2 separate regions of the Homo sapiens genome follow, and region 1 is linked to region 2. Evidence: chromatin contacts called from ENCODE Hi-C or POLR2A ChIA-PET data. All regions are on one chromosome and are shown on one strand. The core of a region is the stretch at or near the end of the contact, and the rest is flanking DNA. Distances in the headings are between cores, read along the strand shown.

The links. Hi-C counts contacts between places; a loop is a spot of excess contacts on that map. ChIA-PET counts read pairs that join two places held with the same protein, here RNA polymerase II (POLR2A). Pooled maps may share reads with other maps.
Region 1: a loop to region 2 is called in a map with no recorded cell type, with 2.7 times the contacts of the local background. The contact joins two enhancer-like sites. A Hi-C loop is called at or near these places in 3 of 37 single-sample maps with no recorded cell type and 1 of 50 pooled maps. POLR2A ChIA-PET finds 5 or more read pairs at or near these places in 1 of 52 experiments (GM10248).

The regions. Positions count from the first base shown.
Region 1 is chr6:128,490,014-128,495,861 of GRCh38, forward strand. The region is part of intron 1 of PTPRK (protein tyrosine phosphatase receptor type K); the gene reads right to left. Among named protein-coding and RNA genes, the nearest start is that of PTPRK, 28 kb to the right of the region's middle. Within about 2 kb of position 1,723, at least 15 of the 41 ENCODE cell types and tissues checked have a DNase peak (open chromatin) inside an H3K27ac peak, as active enhancers do.
Region 2 is chr6:128,255,022-128,261,436 of GRCh38, forward strand. All of the region lies in intron 3 of PTPRK (protein tyrosine phosphatase receptor type K), which reads right to left. Among named protein-coding and RNA genes, the nearest start is that of PTPRK-AS1, 230 kb to the left of the region's middle. Within about 2 kb of position 4,895, at least 2 of the 41 ENCODE cell types and tissues checked have a DNase peak (open chromatin) inside an H3K27ac peak, as active enhancers do.

The DNA of each region.
Region 1 (5,848 bases), core at 473-2,972, 230 kb after region 2:
ATGTAACATACTAAACATATTTAAGTAATTAAAAAGTACTCAATTCATCAGACCAGTCATAGGTGTTAACATGGTCACTTTAATTCAAACAACTGCTTTTCTCTCCTCTTTTCTTCTTCCTGTCCTTTCACAAAAAAAAATCTTTTCCAAAAGATGACAGTCAAGAATAGACTACAAAAGCATTCTTTTACTGAATCAATGAGACTAAAACTGGGGAAAAAAATGAAGCTGAGTTTTGCTGTTATTTGAAAAGTTAATTCGTGACAAGAAAAATGTTAACATGTTTGCTGACCCTACTTATTCTGAGCCATGAAATTGCTCAAACCAGAGCAAACTGCCAACCATGACGAGAGTAAAGGATTCTGCAGATGCATCATTCCTACATAGTATAGCCCAAGGTGAACAGTCCATGAGTATTATACACTAGAACGCAGAGGGCTGGGTACAGAAAATAAGGGGAGGAAAGATGCCAGAGGCAGAATATGGTCATACCGCCCAGGCCCCAATACTGGGAAGTTCTGTCTTCATGAGAAGCAGTACAGCATGGTGATTAACAGCATTGATTCCACAATCACACTCCCCATGTGTAAATCCTAATTCTGTCATTTTCTAGCCATGTGACCTTGGGGCAGTCGCTCAACCTCTCTGTGCCTTCATTTTCCCACACAGCAAAATGTGTATGTATTAGTATACTAGGGCCAACATAGCAAAATACCACAGACTTGAAGGCTTAAATAATTAATTAATTTTCTCATAGTTCCAGAGGCTGAAAGTCCAAGATCAAGATACCAATAAGGCTGGTTTCTCCTGAGGACTCTCCTTGATTTCTGGATAGCCACCTTCTGGTCTTCTGTCTTCATTTCTGTGAACACACATTCTTGGAGTCTCTTCCTCTTTTTATAAGGACATCAGTCATAGTAGATTAGGGCCCACTCTTATGACATCATTTAACCTTAATGACCTCTTTAAAGTCCCTACCTCCAAATACAATCACATTGGGGGTTAGGGCTTCAACATATGAATTTTGGGGAATACAATTCAGTGCATAACAAACAGTATAAAACAATAATAGCTACCTCACATGACTGTGGTGATGATTAGATGTATTACTATACAAGTGCCTGGCTCATGGGAAGTTCTATATAAATGCTTACTATTAGGCTAAGCCCCATTAAATTCACATGTCTAACAAGTATCCACAAATCACAGCATCAAGTGGATGAAAACAGACATTTGCAGTCTGTCTTTAAGATTTCTTGTATTGGGACAGTGATATCTTTGGGGATAAATGGAGGACACATCTTGCTGATAACATCTATCTCAATTCAAAACATGGGTGGTTAATATAGAAATGTTAGTGGTTCCTAACAGGAGCAAAACCAATAGATAGCTTTGATTTTCTCACATTCCCAGTGGGACACAAAGGCTTTTTGTGTCTCAGGATTATGTGCTGATAAAGAATGCGGAAAGAATGTTTATGAGGAAGCAGACAAAAGCAGCCTGGCTCCGGTGTATCCACACTTGGCAGCTGTAATGCAGTTTCGGCTACACCAATAATTTCCAATTATTTTTACCTGCAGTCAATTCTCAAGCTAGAAGACTGTGGTGAGAATATGAGATTAATTTAGACAGGCTCAGGCACTCATGTGAACACCAAAATCTGCCACTAAAACAAACATCAGGCTTACATTAATCTATCATTTTTTTTCTCTTGTTACCTTTTCAATCGCCCTTCATGATCCTGGCCAGGGTTCTGTGTGCGTGATAGATGGCGAATGGAATGGCAGACAGCAGCAGAACAACAGCAGCAAAAGTTACCGACCACAAGCACAGACACTGAAAACGAAAGCGGCTTGGTAACTAACAGGCTAATCTTCACGGCAGGAAGAATACTTGGCAATGAAACTTCCCCTGGGAATTGATTCACTACTGTTCACATTTGTTTAAATGAATTTAACATAATCTTCTAATTGTGGAAGTCTGATCCTATCACTCCCCTGCCTATCTGCCTAAAACTCTTCCATATCATCAGGTTGCCTCCAAGATAAAGTCATCATTCCCTTGCATAACACCCAAGGGTTTCATGATCTAGTCCCAACAAATTGCCACATTCATCTCTATTACAGAATCTTCAAAGATACCAGTAGCAGTTCCTAGTACCGTACTTCTGGGCCCTTCACATGCTGCCTTCTCTATCAAGAAAACCCTCCTCATTGGCTCTGATAACTGCTCTATGTCTTTGGTCTCAATGCTGATATCCCCTCCTAGGCAAATTCCATCCATCCACCCCCAACTGAGTAGTTTGCCTCTTCAGCATGTTCCCAGAATACCCCAAATCTAACACTATTATGGGATATATCATACTGTTACATTGTACATATTTAAGCAACTGCCTACTCAAAATTTTCAAGAGAACCTTGTAGCCTAACTATCCAAAAATGAAAATTCCAATATATTATGGTGGTTGAGATCAAGTATTTCTATATCAGACAGACCTGAGCTTGAAACTTATTTGTCTTTTATTACTCATATGGCCCCAAGAGAAGCTGTAACATGGAGACACAATAATATTTATTTTACGGGATTTTGAAGTATTTAATAAGTAAATACACTTGCCGCAGCACCTGGCATGAGGACAAGTTCATAGCTGTTATTTTCATGCTCAGTATCTAATTCATCTCCTACTACTCTATTGAATATAACCCACTCTTCAAGTTGGACTGTTTGGCCTGAAAATAGTCTTAAGTTTTCTCTTCAGCTGAAATACTCCATCTCCCAATCTTTGCATATGGAAACCCTTGCCTTCCAAAAACCCCTTGCTAGTGCCACACTTTCCACCTATCCTTTCCAAGCCTAGACCTGCTTTCTCCCTTCTCTTGGATAGCCCCCTTGTGCTTTTTGGAAAGGGCAGGAGACACTGATGTTTGCTCATTTTTGTGGCAACCCATACCCCAAATTTTCCCCCAATCCAGAGTGTGGTGTCCCATGTGCCACCAAAATGTAAGTATTTTAGAAGCCGGAATATGTGTTTTTATTGCTCTCTAACAATATCTGGCACATGGTAGGCACTCAACAATATATGTTAAATGAATGAGTGAGTTGGCTGTTTCTATTGCAAAAGAAAGCCAGCATTCACCTCCTTTACTTTTTCCTAAGAGCAAATTCTATTGACCAAAATTCACTAAAAACTGGAAATTAAAACTGCAATTTTTAAAAATTTATTACATACGAACATCTCAAGCCCAGTCAATGTACCCCCCGCTAACTGGCTGGGCGCGGTGGCTCACGCCTGCAATCCCAGCACTTTGGGAGGCCAAGGTGGGCTGATCACGAGGTCAGGAGATCAAGACCATCCTGGCTAACACAGTGAAACCCTGTCTCTACTAAAAATACAAAAAATTAGCTGGGCATGGTGGCAGGCGCCTGTAGTCCCAGCTGCTTGGGAGGCTGAGGCAGGAGAATGGCGTGAACCCGGGAGGCAGAGCTTGCAGTGAGCCGAGATCGTGCCACTGCGCTCCAGCTGGGTGAAAGAGCGAGACTCCGTCTCAAAAAAAAAAAAAAAGTACCTCCCGCCCCCTACACACACACACACACACACACACACACACACACACACACACACACACACACACAGAAACAACTATACTTATACTGTGGTCAATTCATAGAACTAGAAGAGAGTTTAGAAATCACCAAATGCAAATGCTTTATTTTAACCACATGGTAAACAAGCACAATGGGTGACTTGGTGTCATCAAGGCACTTTTCCTCCATCTCTTCATCTGGAAACTCCAAAGGTAACTGTCCCCTCATCTATGATGCTTTATCCAACTTCTCCAGATACAGCCAGTAACTCTGTCATCTGCCTTCTCTAAGCACTTCATTTCTACGTGAGTTATAACATTTATCTACATGTCCATTTCTCCAAACAGACTGAAGCTCCTAGAGGGCAAAACCTAAACAAAGCCTAACATAGTGCTGGTACACACTAGTGGTTTACCACATTGGTTAACGTTAAATATAGACAAACAGTAGTTACTAGAACAGGTGTCTGTGGTCCAACTACCTGGGCAGCTGAGGCAGGAGGATGGCTTGAGCCCAGGAGTTTGAGGCTGCAATGAGCCATGACCTCAACTGTGAACAGCCACCGCACTCCAGCCTGGGTAATGTAGCAAGACCCTGTATCTTAAAAAAAAAAAAAAAAAAAAAAGTGTAGTTACTTGAACCTGCTAATTGATAAATTTTAATTGTTTCGATAAGATTACGTGTTATGCTGACATTCACCATCACCATTTTTTAAAGATATAATGATTTAGTAGATTTTAAATTTAAAAGATAAAATAAGCTACATTATAGTAAATTTTGACAACAATTTTCCTTCTAAATATATCCCTGAAATTAGTATATTGTGTTTCAGATAAGATGTAGGAAGCTTTGTGATCCGCCAGACTTGCAGTGTGTAAATAGGGAACAACTTTGAAACTGCTGCCCAACAGCTGGAGTACTCAGCGGGAGCACTGCAGTTAAAAAAAAACACTTTTGTTTCCCTGGGGGCAAAAGGCTAGAGCCAAACACAATAGTACAACCAAAACAACAAAAGGAGAAAAAATGTTTACAGGATTTATCTTGACGCTTTGGGAAGGAAAATAAAATATTACAACACTTCAATGGAAGTGGCACCACGCCGTCATGCAATCCAAAAGCATTTTAAAATCTGCCCATGATGTTTTTTCTAGTAAACATTTCCAAAAGAGCCTGAAACTTGATTTATGTGTGTGAAAGAGAATTAGAGTATACCTCCCTACATTTTACAACTCACATTAAAACTGTCATAACGCCCTGAAAGTATAGGGGAGAAAGTAAGAGCTGAATTGCTATTTTTCTGACATTAGTAAGCAGTCACATTGTAAAGCCTTTGCTATTCTCACAAAAAATAAATAAATAAAATAAACAAAAATCTCAGTTCTCAACTCTCCGGTATGTGTTCATTTTCTAAGACAAACCACTAAAGAAAATATAAGAATTTTAAAAATATTTCTTCCTTTCTTCATATTTTATTATACATCAACTCTGTGCAATTTAAAACAAACTGTGTGGGTGAGTGTGTGTATCTATCCATTCATACACAGTCTAAAGAAGAGAAAGTGAATAGGCAAAGAACTTCAAAAATAGCAAAGCTTATCACTCAAGGAAGTTAAAGGAGAATCAATATAGAAAGGTGCCTGGGGTAAGGACCCAGTTGTTTAGAACTGAATTTTAAATGACTACATTTTAAACAAATGCATATGTACATAGATATATACTTTAAATCTTAATAAGAGACGCAATTTCAGGGAAAAGATAAAAGAATATATAGCCATGTTGCCTAAAAAAGGAATTATGTGAACTGTAAGGAAAAGGTAATATGCAAATTTGTTTTTAAATCCTCGTGGAGGCAAGAGCCTAAAAAAAAAAATCCTCCTTAAATGTTACAGTTCAAACCAAATACTCAGGCAGCATCTCTCATCCTTCCCTCTCTCTAAGTCCCCACAAATCTACTAGCATGCTCCATCACTCCCACCTTCAAAATACCTTTACCTGTACACTTCTCTCACCCTACAGTCACTTAGACTGCAACAATGTCCTCCTAACTGGTCTCACCAAAATCCACGTGGCCCCTCCAAACCCTTTTTCACACTATACTGAGGGCGATACTTATGAAAATTTGATCATGTCTTTTCCTTTAAGTCGTCATCGTTAGTTATAAGGTCCTGCATGCTCTGGCTTTTACCTGAAGCTTTGGCCACTCTCACCAGACTCTCCTTCACGCCTCTTCCCCAGCCATAGTGAGTGGGCTTCTCTCAGTTGC
Region 2 (6,415 bases), core at 3,645-6,144:
GCTCTATCGCCCAGGCTGGAGTACAGTGACGCGATCTCAGCTCACCACAACCTCCGCCTCCTGGGTTCAAGTGATTCTCCTGCCTCAGCCTCCTGAGTAGCTGGGACTACAGGCGCCCGCCACCATGCCCAGCCAATTTTTGTATTTTTAGTAGAGACGGGGTTTCACCATGTTGGCCAGGATGGGCTCGATCTCCTGACCTCATGATCCACCCACCTCGGCCTCCCAAAGTGCTGGGATAACAGGCGTGAGCCACCATGCCGGGCCCTAAATCAGGTTTTAAGGATAGATGGAGAGAGATAAACTCATCTTCATTGAGAACACAATATGGGAGATGGTGAAAAAGACGAGGGAAAGCATTAATTTTATTGGCAGTATCTAGTCATAAGTGAGGGAAAGCACTAGACATTATAATGACCAAGTGCCTCCTTTAATAAAGAGTGTATAGAATAGAAACTAACATAAAGTGATTTAGGAGGACTGAAAGAGCCACTCAAATGATTTTAGATGTTGTCTATGAAAACAGAAGGCCTTTGCCAAAGACATCAGGAGATATTTAACCTGTTTAACCTTTGCACTGACTCCACATATCGGCATTAAAGTATGAACAAATTATCAAGATGCTGAAGGCTGAAAAATACTGGTAAGACAGATCAGGTCAAAAGTTATCAAAACATGGTCCTGGCAACAAAAGCATCAACAACACCTGGAAACTTCTTGGAAACTCTGTGGGTGGGACCCACCGATCCATGGTTTCAGAGCTCCTGCAGGTGATACTGATGCAGGCTAAAATGTGAGAACCATTCATCTAGGCTGATCTCCAAGCTGAGCTAAAAGTTACATGACAGTTTCAATCCTATAGGTTTTCTTCCTTCAGAACTTTTTCCTTTTCAAGAAAAAAACTGTAAGTAGATTCATAGGTTTTCTTTATCAGATAGCCAGCTAAAACAAAAATATAAGCCTGTATAAAATACCAATTTTTAAAAATTTGAACAATTAGCCATGTATTTATTCAACAAGAAGAAATTTATGGAGTGTCTAATATTTGCTGGACTAATATCTGACAGAAAGAAATACCTAATTTTTGGTCCCTGTCCTCAAGAGAGTCACAATGTGGCAGAAGAGATAAGCATGGTAGGAAATAACTATAGCACAGTTATATGTGATAAAGCAGAGTTAGAACGCTATGAGAGTTCAGGGGAGAGAGAAAATTACTCCACCTGGGAAAACAGCAAGACTTCAGAGAAAGCGACCTTTGAAACATCCTTCATTAACCCAGCACTTAGTGAGCACACACTATTCTAGCCGCTAGGGATACGAAGATGGATAAAAGGCAGAGCCACACCTTTTAGAAGGTAAACCTCTATGACATATGTAGAGCAATAATGTAAAACAAGAGAAAGAGTAGGCAAACTATGTTCTTCATTTTTTTTTTTTTTTGAGATGGAGTCTCGTTCTGTTGCCAGGTTGGAGTGCAGTGGCGATCTTGGCTCACTGCAACCTCCAACTCCCGGGTTCAAGCACTTCTGCCTCAGCCTCCCGAGTAACTGGGATTACAGTTGCATGCCACCACACCTGGCTAATTTTTGTATTTTTAGTAGAGACGGGGTTTCACCGTGTTGGTCAGGATGGTCTCGATCTCCTGACCTCGTGATCCGCCCGCCTCAGCCTCCCAAAGTGCTGGGATTACAGGCGTAAGCAACCATGCCCGGCTGTAGGCAAACTATTTTCTATCTGGGAAAGCGGACAATGATTCAAAAAAAAGATGATTCCAAGCAGTTTTAAAACACTGCAAAAAAAGAGGGCGTTACAGACCAAATAAGGTGTATTTGCAAAAGACTGACAAGAGGAAATATAATGAGCTATTGGCACAAGCAATTTTGTAGAACATCTAGTTAGGAAGAATAGAACAGAAGAGATTAAAACCTGGGAGATGGAGTGGCTCATGCCTGTAATCCCAGAACTTTGGGAGGCCGAGGCAGGAGGATCACATGAGGTCGGGAGTTCGAGACCAGACTGACCAACAAGGAGAAACCCCGTCTCTACTAAAAATACAAAATTAGCCAGGCATGGTGGCACATGCCTGTAATCCCAGCTACTCGGGAGGCTGAGGCAGGAGAATTGCTTGAACATGGGAGGCGGAGATTGTGGTGAGCCCAGATCACGCCATTGCACTCCAGCCTGGGAGACAGAGAGAAACTCCATCCAAAAAAAAAAAAAAGACACCTGGGAGATAGGAAGCTGGGACCTTATCTTGCATGGACTTCTACACCACAAAAAGGAGTCTGCCTTTTTTCATTTTATTTTATTTTATTTTTGAAGGTGTTGTAATGCCTTTAAAGGGTTCTACATGAGGGATAATGTGATTTGCACCTTAAAAAGGTCAGTGTGGTAGCAACAACCAGATTCAAGAACTGGAATCTCATCAGAAAGACCTAAACATGTAATAGTATGCCTAAATATGCTTGGATATTAGTCAACCAATCAAGAAATATTTATTGCATACCTACGTGTACAATAATGTGGAAAGATTTAGATTTTAGTGCTATATTAACATACATATTTATGGAGAGATCAAACACATTATATATTCAGGAAAACAAATTTGTGTATGTAATTTTTTAATCCAAAATGCAATAACAAGTGTTTAAAATAAATAAGTCTCAGAAAGGCTTCACTTAAATTTAATTTCAGACTTAAAATAATGTCATAAACATTGTCTTCACTCTAAGATTTATAAGATAAGTGAAATGATGTAATAAAATGCCAACTTTTCACCCCTTTCAATTTAAGCTAAATTCAGTTTTCAAAGATAGGTGTGATGGAAATTCATTTTTAATTTTCTCTATACTGCGTGTCACCAAAAAAACCAACATGATATACTCAACTAATCTAGTTCAAAGTTCCAGTTCTCAAAAATATGAAGGTTCTCTGATTTGTAAATAGACCTAAACTTTATTGTCATGGCTCATAATAAATCCTGGGAGAAAGAAAAATGGCCAGAATATATTTTATTCAGAAATCAATTAGGACCACTGAGAATTATTTAAATGTGATAATTTGAGGGGATACACACAGGGAGGAAAGTGTCTGAGAATAAAATCATTTTCTTTATACATAAACTAAATTTTATTCTCTTTAAGAAATAAGGCCTTTAAGAAAATCACCATTCTGCTTGTCCCTATATTCTTCTATAAGAAAATAGTGATTATGTGAAATTCCTTAAAATTTCTATAATAAAGACCAAAATATAATGTTAAATCAAGCAAGTGTTACAACATCCATTTGACTATGTTAAAAAGATCAAAATATGTTACATAAAACTGATATCACAGAGTAATCATGCATGGTTTAACTGGCTAATATCTCTCCCTTACCTCTTCCTGAAGTGCTCATGCTAACACTAGAGATAACTGACCAGAAAAATCCAAGGCACTGGGAAAATGAAATAAAGGAAACAAATACTGAATAAAAATGTTAGTTTCGCTATGTACTTTTTTCATTGTATATGTACTTTTTCATTAGATAATTATTTCTCGAGCACCTGATATGTACAAGAGATGAAAAACATAAAACAAAGTTGATGTCTTCATGGAAAACAGGCTAGTATGGAAGAAAGACACTAAACAAGCATATGGAACAGTGACCAAAGTGCTAAGGCAAGGAGGCAAAGGAGTTAACGAACAGAAGGGTAGAGACGGGGTAATTAGGTCAGCCTCTGAGAAGGCAAAATATGAGTAGAGACCAGAATGGGAAGATGGAGGTAATGCCATTCCAGGCGGAGGGAATGACAGGCACAAAGACTTTGAGATACGAATGATCTTGGAGCATTCCACGATCAGAAAGCTGAATGAGGGAGGCAGAGAGCAGAAGACAATTTAACGTGGAGCTAGCCAATAACTGGATTTGGATTTTATTGACTCCATTGAGAAGCCAGTGGAGGATATGGGGTAGAATTCCTAAGTTCCTGATATCTGACATGTGTTTTTAAAAGATCAGTCTGCTGTGAGGAGAAGAGCCTCAGAGAGGTAATAAGGGAAGCTGGGAGAAGTGTGGGGAGGTCCATGTTTGAGGAGGGAGACAGGGAAAGCATGGATTTTTAGCAGTGCTTCCCAAATGCTTTTATATTATGAAAAACAAACAGGAGATGACAACAACTGTGTGGCACCTTGAAGTAAAAAGACAACTGTCATAGTTCCAGGCTCCACCCTATAGGCTAGGTTATCACACTACAAATTTTTCAACACCTGCAATACCACTGTCAGGGAACACCAGTATGCCACAGCTCAAAACCACTAAACTAAGAGTGAGAAATTGTCAGATTGGGACAGGTTGCTTAAAAATAGAATATGAAGAGGAAAGCTTTTCACAATAACCTAATTAAGGAAACCAAAACATTATGTATTATGATTCCACTGAATATCAAGTTTAATATGCACATGCACACACACATATATAATGTACATATATGCACATACATACATGCATATGTATGTGCCACCTGTCAAAATATTAGGAGTCATCTCTAGAAAGCAGAAGGTGAGATTATGGATTACTTTCATTTTCTGTGTATTTCTTCAATGATTTCGTTACTTACAGTAAGTTTGCACTGGTTAAGTAACACGAATAGAGAGAGGCAAAAAATTTCAAGTATGTTTTAGAAGTATAATTCAGTGTGTGTTCAATTTTCATTCTTTTATGTGAAAATCATAAATCCCTAGGAAAGGGCCATAAAAATTCTAAGTATACTACCTTTCTAGCAGTTGAAGATATAACTTAAAACATTCTTTCCTTTTCATTTAAAGAAAGTTAAAAGGAAACTAAAAAAATGTGACTTCCTTCTGTAACATAAGAACCCTTCCACACAACTGCTTTCATTTTCCAGTCCATAACATATGTAAAGCAAACGTACAACATGGACGTAATTTCATAGGAAAGGCCTTAAACTATATAGACCCAATTAACAGTAGTCATCTTGGGGGAGAAATTGAATGAAATGGGTGAAATGAGTTTCACTTTTCATTTTACTGATGTCTGTATTTGAATATTTATAAGTATTTATCAAAATATAATTGCATAATTTAGAAAATCTTTTTTTAGACCTATAGAGTATATTATTCTCTGGATTACACTTCTGATGACATGGCTTCCTAAAATATATTTTTTTTTATTCTATTTTTTAAAAGATTGGATTTCATTCTAAATGTAACAGAACAGGCTTATAGCAGAGGAGTGACATAATCTGAATTATGATCTGAAGAAGTTTGTTTTGATGACTGTGAGAAGTGGTTTGTGGGAGACCAAGATCCAGAAGCAGAGACAATGTTAAGGAGACCACTGCAGTTGTTGAAGGAAAAGATGACGGCATTAACCCTGAGGATGCCCAAAAATAAAATAGAGAAGATGGCCTTTATCATTGCTACCCACAATATCTAGCATAGCAAATGGCATGTAGTAAGCCTCCTATAAAGAGGTATTCGGGTAAGAAAGTTAGGAAGAGAGGCCAGCCATCCAGAAGGCTGGGATGGAGATTACCGCTTTTCTAATTGGAGCTGGAGAAGCGAAACATGTTTCTTGAAGATGCTTGTATAATGTCCATTTATGAAAGCAGTTTCCTAATCTCCTAATAAATAAAAGACTCATATAACCACTACCACAACAAATTTGGAAGCAGGGACAACAAAAATTATTTCAAAACAAGCTTAGTTCTCCGTTCAACTCCAGTATTTAAGCATGTGGTCCCTGAACTTTCATGTACATTCACTGAACTTTCATGTACATTAGAAGATGCTGCAAAAATATAGGAAGTTGTAGTAAGTTACTTTAAAGACACCTAAAAAATACTGCTTTAGCAAGCTTAACATTTAATGATATAGTTGTCCTCTAAGATCTGAAAATAAAAATTTAAATTGCAAAACAAACATGCATTTTCTTAGTTTTTCCATCTCTTTTTATGTATAGGCTGAGGTCTCTACTTAGTATTTCATCCTGAGCTTATATAGCAATAGTTTCTGTTTTACCCCTCTTGATCTGTCAATCTATCAAGCCTCTAAACTTCATTTTCTATTTTACCCATCCAAATTTAAATTCCATGTTGTCTTTATTTATTTTATATTCCAAGCTCAGTGCTCCAAATAAAACTTTCAAAAAAGAAAAACCCATCAATTTTTGTTCAAACATATTAGATGATTCATTGTTGTATTTCTTTTGGTTCATATGATTAAAGATGTAAAAGCAGAAATCAATACTTATACAGATTTTTCAATAGTTATATGGATTTAAAATTTGAGAATAATGTTCTAGAGGGCAAAAGATGTTAAAAACACTATAACAAAAAACAGCAAATTTTCCAAACTAGCACTTAAGATATTTTATTACATAATATGGTGAAACACTACATTGTACATTGACAGGT